2 separate regions of the Homo sapiens genome follow, and region 1 is linked to region 2. The links are chromatin contacts, found by Hi-C in ENCODE. All regions are on one chromosome and are shown on one strand. Each heading gives the region's core, a stretch centred on a gene start or an enhancer-like site at or near the end of the contact. The rest is flanking DNA. Distances are from core to core; before and after follow the strand shown. Region 1 holds the start of ZNF888 (zinc finger protein 888). Region 2 holds the start of ZNF616 (zinc finger protein 616).

What was found. Hi-C counts contacts between places; a loop is a spot of excess contacts on that map. Pooled maps may share reads with other maps.
Region 1: a map of CD8-positive, alpha-beta T cell shows a loop between it and region 2 (4-fold over the local background). The contact joins the promoter of ZNF888 here to the promoter of ZNF616 in region 2. A Hi-C loop is called at or near these places in 1 of 168 maps with a recorded cell type or tissue (CD8-positive, alpha-beta T cell) and 8 of 50 pooled maps.

What each region holds. Positions count from the first base shown.
Region 1 is chr19:52,920,708-52,924,803 of GRCh38, forward strand. It overlaps ZNF888 (zinc finger protein 888), which reads right to left and starts at 2,721. Exons shown (of 5, transcript NM_001393938.1): 1 at 2,662-2,721. ZNF888-AS1 (ZNF888 antisense RNA 1) reads left to right here and starts at 2,642. Exons shown (of 2, transcript NR_186336.1): 1 at 2,642-2,757; 2 at 2,966-3,372. RefSeq lists enhancers at 1,649-2,382, 2,383-3,114, 2,604-2,653, 2,934-3,103 and a silencer at 2,794-2,843.
Region 2 is chr19:52,138,366-52,142,331 of GRCh38, forward strand. ZNF616 (zinc finger protein 616) reads right to left here and starts at 1,573. Exons shown (of 4, transcript NM_178523.5): 1 at 1,367-1,573. RefSeq lists an enhancer at 1,169-1,408 and silencers at 1,529-1,808, 1,819-1,868.

The sequences.
Region 1 (4,096 bases), core at 1,471-3,970, 780 kb after region 2:
AATTTACCTATAGCCTGGAGGCCTGCCCACCACCCCTTTGAGTTGTCTCGCCCTTCTGGACCAAACAATGTCTTTCTTTAATGTATTTGATTGATGTCTCCTGTCTCCCTAAAATGTATAAAACCAAGCTGCGCCCCGACCACCTTGGGCATGTGTTCCTGGGACCCCCTGAGGCTGTGTCACAGGTCAGGGTCACTCATGTTTGGCTCAGAATAAATCTCTTCAAATATTAAAAAAAAAAAAAAAAAAAAAAAAAAAAAATCTTCATTTCTGATGTGGTTGATGCAGAGATAATAAACCTGAGTAACGTGATAGAGACTGATGGGCAGAGGGAACTTCAGATGGCAGTGGGAGGACATGGGAGATATCTCTGAGCCTAGATCTGAAGGAGGAGAAAGGGACAGGGCTGTCACCATTTAGGGACATAGGATAAGAGCAGGACAATGACCTGAGACAGGAAGTATTTTGATATCTGGGAAAAGAGAAAAGCAAATGTGACTGGGGCAGAGGGATTCATGAGATGGGGGCAAGCTCCCAGGAGGAGGCTGGACACTGGCAGGGGCCCTGGACACAGGGCTGTGGAGCCACAGTGAGGAGATGGGCTTTTGTCCTGGGGAACACAGGAAGCCAGTGGAGGGTTCCCTGCCAGGGAATGACATGACTTACTTTAGATTTAGCTGTGATGTCCTCACAGTGAAAACATTTTCACCGAGTTACCCTGAGAAGGTCTGAGATGAGTAAGAAGATGTGCCTGAATTCTTACATGGGGGCCTGGAAGGGCTAATGGGAAGGGTTGGTCTTTATCACCCCATCCTTGAAAATTAGAGAAGCATCTTTCACATACCTGGGCTAAAGAAACTTCTTTTGCAAGGTTCTGATGCCATTAATTCCTAACATTTAATTTTTCCTTACAAGAAAATTACAGTAACATTTACAAAATGCAAAAGTGTAAACACACAGCTATTGACCTTGAAAATAGGGAGGCCGAGGTAGGTGGATCACCTGAGTTCAGCAATTGTAGACCAGCCTGACCTACATGGAGGAACCCCGTTTCTACTGAAAATACAAAAATTATCCAGGCATGGTGGCGAATGGCTGTAATCCCAGCTACTCAGCAAGGCTGAGGCAGGAGAATCACTTGAACCAGGGAGGTGGCGATTGCAGTGAGCCAAGATCGTGCCATTGCACTTCAGCCTGGGCAACAAGAGCAAAACTGCATCTCATAAAAGAAAAGAAAGAAAGAAAGAAAGAAAAGAAAACAGGGAAAGAGAGTCAGCTGTTGAACTAAGACAGAAGTAACTTTTTTCATTCAAGAATACATAGGTGGCCAGGTGTGATGGCTCACACCTGTATTCCCAGCACTTTGGGAGGTCGAGGCAGGTGGATCACCTGAAGTCAGGAGTTTGAGACCAGCCTGGCCAACATGGTGAAATCCTGTCTCTACTAAAAATACAAAAATTAGCTGGACTCCATCCACAGCTTATTTAACCTCTTGTTGCTCCTTTTCCCCAATCTTTAGATTGTTCTCAATGTCCATAGATTTCCACCTCTTCTCCCATCTCTCCTGAGCTCTCCCTGTTAAATTCTCTCTTCCCCGTTATACCCCCCTGGCCCCACTCTCTGGCACCCCAGATTTCCCAGGTGTCCTCCCTGCTGTGGTTCTCCCTCTGTTCTCCTTGCCACCAGCACCACTCTGCTCTGTCTGCCCTGGCTCCAAATCCCTCCTCCTCTCCCTCATTCTCATGAGCCTTTCTGTTTGCTGCCCCTCTCCCTACCTTGCTGTCTGTCCTTCATCTCTCTGTACATCCAGCTTTTCTCTACATTTCTCCAGTTGCTTTTCTCCTCCTGCTTTGTTATCTTTTGTTTTTTCACTTTTGCTGTCTCTTGGCAAATCCCTGACCATCCCCTACTTTGCCATCTGTTATGGGTCTTTCTCCTTCTTCTTTTATCTGTCTCAGGTTTTCTACTGCTCTCTGATTCCCTCTCTCTGTCTCCTGATCCCTTTGGCCCACACAATCACAGGAGGGTTTGGAGTAAGACGCCTGCATCCCAGAGAAGCGCATTTTCCAGGGGCTGGAGCTGGGCAGGCAAGAACACCCCGTGTCACAGGACAGGCCCCGGGTACCTCCCCAACGCGGGCTCAGGGAAAGCGGTGACTGCGGAGGGGAGACTTGGGGAGCAACAGGGCCCGGCATGAGGAGGGAGGTGGGGGGGAGATGACGCCTTCGGACAAGGGTGGGGTCCGCAGGATCCCACCACCGGGCAGAGAACGCGGCCTCCCTGGGACTGTGGTGTCAGCGCTGGGCTCCAGGGGCCGACGAGGGTGAGGCTGGGAAGCGCCAGAGCAGGGATCCACCTCTCGGGTGAGGACTTTAAAAAGCGCGGGGTGGGAGGAGTCAACAAACGGTTGTGAACGGGAAAACTACGCGATACAAACTGTATACATTGCCCTATAGCAAAAAGACCGAGGACAGGGCAGCCTCAGGGCGACTTTAAACCCAAAAGGAAGTGACTTCCGGACTCCTAGGGGAATGTCTCCATTTGCTCTTGTTGAAGGAAGAAGGGCGAGAATTTCCAGGTCTGTGGAGACCCCACATCCCAGGTACAGAATTGCCGGGGACCTGGAGGCACAGCCTCAATACAACACAGAGCAAAACTCACCGCCGCAGTGTGACTTCCAGTCCACGCGATCCGCTTCCTGGTCCGGGCGAATCTACAAGCACAGGACAGAAGCCAGGCCTCCGTGGAGCCAACGAGGTGGGCGGGGCCTGGGCGAGGTAGGGGCGGGGCCTGGGCGAGGTAGGGGCGGGGCGCCAGGCGGAGAGACCTGCCCTGTAGAACCGGCAGACGCGGGGCGGGGGCGGATCTGTGCTTCTCTCAGCCGCGTACCTAGCCGCTGTTTTTCGGGTTTTGGTGAGGGAAGAGACAGACCCTCTCATATTGTTTTATATTGTTTTATACTCAGTACCTGTTTTAAGAAAAAAAACAACAAGGAAGTAAAACCGAAGACAGGCAGCCCTGCGCCACGCCCAAAACCAGGCCTGGGCCTGCCTGGCCTAAACCCAATAGTTAAAAATCAACTCATAACTTAGAAACCAATGTTTTTCATAGATTCCAGACATTGTATAGAAGAACATTATGAAACTCCCTGCCCTGTTCTGTTTCTCTCTACCAGTGCACGAAACCCCTGTGTATATATCTGGGACTGTAGTCCCTGTTACGTATCCCCTAGATTGCTCAATCACGACCCTTTTATGTGAAATCTTTAGTGTTGTGAGCCCTTAAAAGGGACAGAAATTGTGCACCCGGGGAGCTCGGATTTTAAGGCAGCTTGCCGATGCTCCCAGCTGAATAAAGCCCTTCCTTCTACAACTCGGTGTCTGAGAGGTTTTGTCTGTGGCTCGTCCTGCTACACCGGAGGCAAGAGTGGCCAGGAAGGCTGAGGCATGATTCAAAAGCCCTGGAATTGTCTGGAACAGGGATGCAAACTAGAACGTGAAATGCAAAGCCCTGCCTAGGCAGAAAGTACGATCTCATGCTGATGGTACACAGAACAGAATAGAAATCTCTCCCTTTCTATTCTCCATTTGCTTCGGAGGGAGAGTCCACCCTGTGCTCAGCTTCAGAGACTTCCCTAGGGCCACCGCCTGGGATGCCGGAGGGAGTGTTCAGGCCAGGGAGGAGTGAGGTCACCACCTGCTACTTAAACACAGCAGAAATGTGGAAGTGGGGGCGGGAGCCTGAGGTCCAGCTACTCAGGAAGCAGTGGCGGGAGGATCATTGAGCCCGGAGGTCCAAGCCAGCCTGAGTGACAAAGTAACACCCCCTGCCGCAGGGATCCCTTCCTCATCTCTTTTTTTTTTAATTTTTAAAATAAAATTTTCATTGTGTGAGATAGGGATCCAACTTTATTCTTTTCCATGTGGATATCCAGTTAGTTGTCCCAGCACAATTGTGGATGACATCTATTAGTTTCTTTTTTTTATTTACTTTTTTTTCTTTTTCTTTTTTTTTTTTGAGACAGAGTATTTCTCTGTCACCCAGGCTGGAGTGCATTGGCAAGATCTCGGCTCACTGCAGCCTCTGCCTTCTGGGT
Region 2 (3,966 bases), core at 323-2,822:
CATCCTCATGAGTACAATTTAAAGAAACAAATTTTAAATTAGAGTATAAAGTCACAAATCAATACATTAAAACCACCATCCATATCCAATCAACTCACAGCTCATCTGGGTGGGGTCCTCGCCCACTCTCTTCACTACTATGTGTTTCCCGCTCTCATTCTGCACGTCTTTTTTCCCTTTGCTGTTTTTCTCCCCTTTCTTTATTCCCTCTTTTATGTCTATTCTGCCCAATGCTTCGAAATTTATTTCACCTCTTGTTGCTCTTTCTCCCCAAACTTTCCCATTGTCCCCAGCCGCCACGTATTCCTGCCTCTTTTCCCCCATCTGAGCTCCCTGTCTGCTCTCCCTGTTAAAATCCCTCTTCCCTGTTAAATTCCCTTTTCCCTGTTACATCTCCTTTGTTCCCACTCTCTAGCACCCCCAACTTCCTAGGCTTCCTCCTTGCTGTGGTTCTCCCTCTACTCTCCTTTGTTACCCACTCCCCTCTCCTTCAGTCCCAGCACCACGTGGCTCTGTCAGCCGCGGCTCCGACTCTTACCTTTTCCGCCCCCCGCGTCTGACTGCAGTGCCTCCTCCTTTGCCGCCCCTCTCTATTTTGCTGCCCTTCAGCTCCCTGAAGCTCTCCCTTTTCCCTAATTTCTTTATGTGCTTTTCTCCCCGTGCTACTTTCTCCATGCGTCCTCTTGCACTCTTGCTCTCTTTGCCAGTACCTAAATTATCATCCATTTTGCCGTGTACTCATTCTTTTCTCCCCAGTTTTTCTTTCTGTCCCGTCGCTCCCCCTCTTTTCCTCTCCTGATCCCTCTCACCCACACATTCAGGAGGAAAGGGGAGGAATACGATGCCCACCTCCCGGAAGAGCACATTTTCCAGTGGAGTAAAAATTTGGGAAGGAACGACAGTGGGTGTCACAAGACAGACTCGGGTGACCTCCTGCAACGCGGAGTCAGGAAAAGCAGTGGCTGTGAAGGGGCAGCCTGGGGAGGGGAAGGACCCGGCGTGAGGAGGACACTAGGTGGCGCGCGGAGGACACTAGGTGGCGCGGGGGACGGTGTCTCAGGACAGGGAGGGTCTGCAGAATCCCAGGACCTGGGAGAAGAAGCGGCTCCTTCAGGAGCTGGGCAGCGGGCGCTCCCCTCCAGGCGTCGACAAGGGCGAAGCTCGGGGGTCTCGACTGGTGGGAATCCACCTCGCGAGGGAGGACTTGACTTCGCCCGGGGCCGAAGCAGGGGTCAATGAGAGTTTTAAGCAGGAACACGACCTGAATGGGGTTATCGACATGGTTATCTACATGGCAGAAAGGCAGGGGGCAAGGAACAGCCTGAGAGAGATTTTAAACCGACAGGGAAGCAATTCTCGGACTTACGTGGGGAGAAGTGCCTGTTGCAGGGGCGAAGGGGCTATGGGTATTTTAAGGTCCGTAGCGATCCCCAGATCACTGGTACGGAGAAGTGAGGACTGCAAAGTGCACGTTTAATCCAGGCAGACGGAGCGAAGTAATGTTTAATCCACGTAGACTGAAACACACACACAGCGATAAGGCCTTTCCCTGGCGCAATCTGCTTCCGGGAGTGACGGAAACTGCTAGCGGAGAGAAAAAACTGGGAGGCCAGGGGGCGGGGCCTGGGCGAGCCGCGACCAGCAAGGGGCGGGTCGGAAAGAGGGGCCTGACTCGGGGAGGGACCCTGAGAGGGTGGAGCCGGGCCGGAGCGGCAGTGGGCGTGGCTAGGTGGGGCGGGACGGAGCCGCGGCGGAGGATGGGGCGGGGTTTCATGGGGTAAGCGGGGCCGAAATAGAGCCTGTTATTTACTCTGGTTCACAGGCAGCATGTCTTTGGTTTTCTGACTACTTCTTGTCCTGTGAAGCAGCGTTGCTGCCTGCCTATTTTAAGTTAATGTTTCAAAATTTAAGGTTAAAGCTTAAAGTTGTGGTCCACTTATATTAGAAACTAAGATGATTTCTTAACAAGTTGAACTAAGTCAAAACCGATTTTTACAAGCTTGGTGGACTCCATCCACTCTTGCCGATGATGCTGAAGCTACTCAATAGTCAGGGAACTAGGATCTCGCTGGGGATTTGATGTGGAGCCGTGGCTGGATCCAGGAACCCGGAAGACATTATGCCAAGCGAAATATGCTAGACACAGAAAGACAAATACTGCCTGTGCTTTTACACGTGCAAAGTACAAACGTCAAATTTACAGTAACAGATTAGAAGGGTGGTTACCAGGGCTGGGGGATGTATCCTATGCCTTTATCACCATTATATTTTGGAAGCAGATAACTTCTCTGGCCTCACAGATTCACAGCTGGGCAGAAATTTTGCCTCAGGATGAATCACACCTTGATTCTCACCCATGTGTGGTTCAGATAATATTTAGGGGGTATTCTGCCCTAAGAGCTGATACAGGAATGGATTAAGACTTTTGAGAGTTGATACTGAAATGGATTAAGTCTTTTGAGATGGGCCAGCAGTTTTGGAGGCCCAGGTGGGCAGGTCACTTGAGCTCAAGAGTTCAAAACCAGCCTGGACAGCATCGTGAGACCCCCATCTCTACAAGAAATACAAAAAGTAGCCAGGCTTGGTAATGCACTCTTGTAGTCCCAGCTACTTGGGAAGCTGAGGTGTCAGAATTGCTTGAGGCCAGGGATTTGAGATCATCCTGGGCAACATAGCCAGACCTCTCTACAAAAAATTAAATTATCTGGACATGGTGGCCTGCACGTGTGGGCCCAGCAACTCGGAAGGGTAAGGAAGGAGGATCATTTGAGCCCAGGAGGTGAAGGCTGCAGTGAGCCATGAGAAGAGGAGATTTGGTTGGGTGCAGTGGCTAACGCCTATAATCCCCACACTTTGGGAGGCCAAGGTAGCAGGGAGCTAACTTGCATTCTTCTGTTAGCTGAGGCGTTTGATGATAAATGAAAGCAGAAAGTTTGTGACTTATTTACGTTCTTTCCACAGAAAGGCCATATGTCCTTGGCCATAAAGAAAAAGAGACCTACAGCTTATCTGCTTCCTCTATTTTTTTTTATATGTTCTGGACCATGAAGAAAGATTTATAGCTTATTTGCTTTATCTCTTTGCTTTCTCCTGGTCCTTTCAGGCTGACTCCTTTTCCCCAATTAGGGCTCCACAGACTCTACCCTCAAAGGGCATTTTTTTCTCACCCTCCTATAAAATCCCTCCCACAAATAAACCAGGATCCTATTTCCCAGCATGAAAAGTTTGTTGGAAAAAAAACTGAGGCTGCATGGGACCTTCTTTCTCTTCTTCAAAACTACTTCACCTCTTCTCTCTTTTGTCTCTCTCTTCCTAACTGCCCTGCACAATTCTAGGTCCCCAGTGAATCCTTGGGTTGACATGCAAGGGAAGAACCCATAGGGAAAGGAAATCTCTGGCTTTCAGAGATAACTTTTTGGATATCTGGATGCATTCATAACCATCCTTGTGTTACCAGAAAGGGGTCCTGATCCAGAACCTGAAACTTCCATTGCACAATTATAACTGAGAAAATTATTACAGTGAAAGAGATCTGACCTAATCAACTCCATCTTGCTTTTAACCTCCAAGCTGCTCTTGTTCATTCCTGGGCATAGGCTGAACTAACTTTGGAAGGAACTTAGTTTATAGTTTGAAACAAAGACATTAACAGCCCTTTCCCAAAACAAACCCCCTTCCTGCTTGGGGACTAGACTGCCTTTGTAAGACTAACAAATTAGGCACAAGGTGAGAGATGATGGTTTAGGAGTCATGTAGCTGGAGGCTACAAGATTCTCACCCTTCCCAGATTGTTCCTGGGGATAACATTACTATTATAAAACCTAAGATCAGTGCTTGAGATATTTTGCATTCCCTGCACTTGATGGATCACCTGACACCAACCCAGATCCATAAACTGGCTCATCTGGTCTTGTGACCCCACCCAGGAACTGACTCAGTGCAAAATGACAGCTTCAGATCTCTATG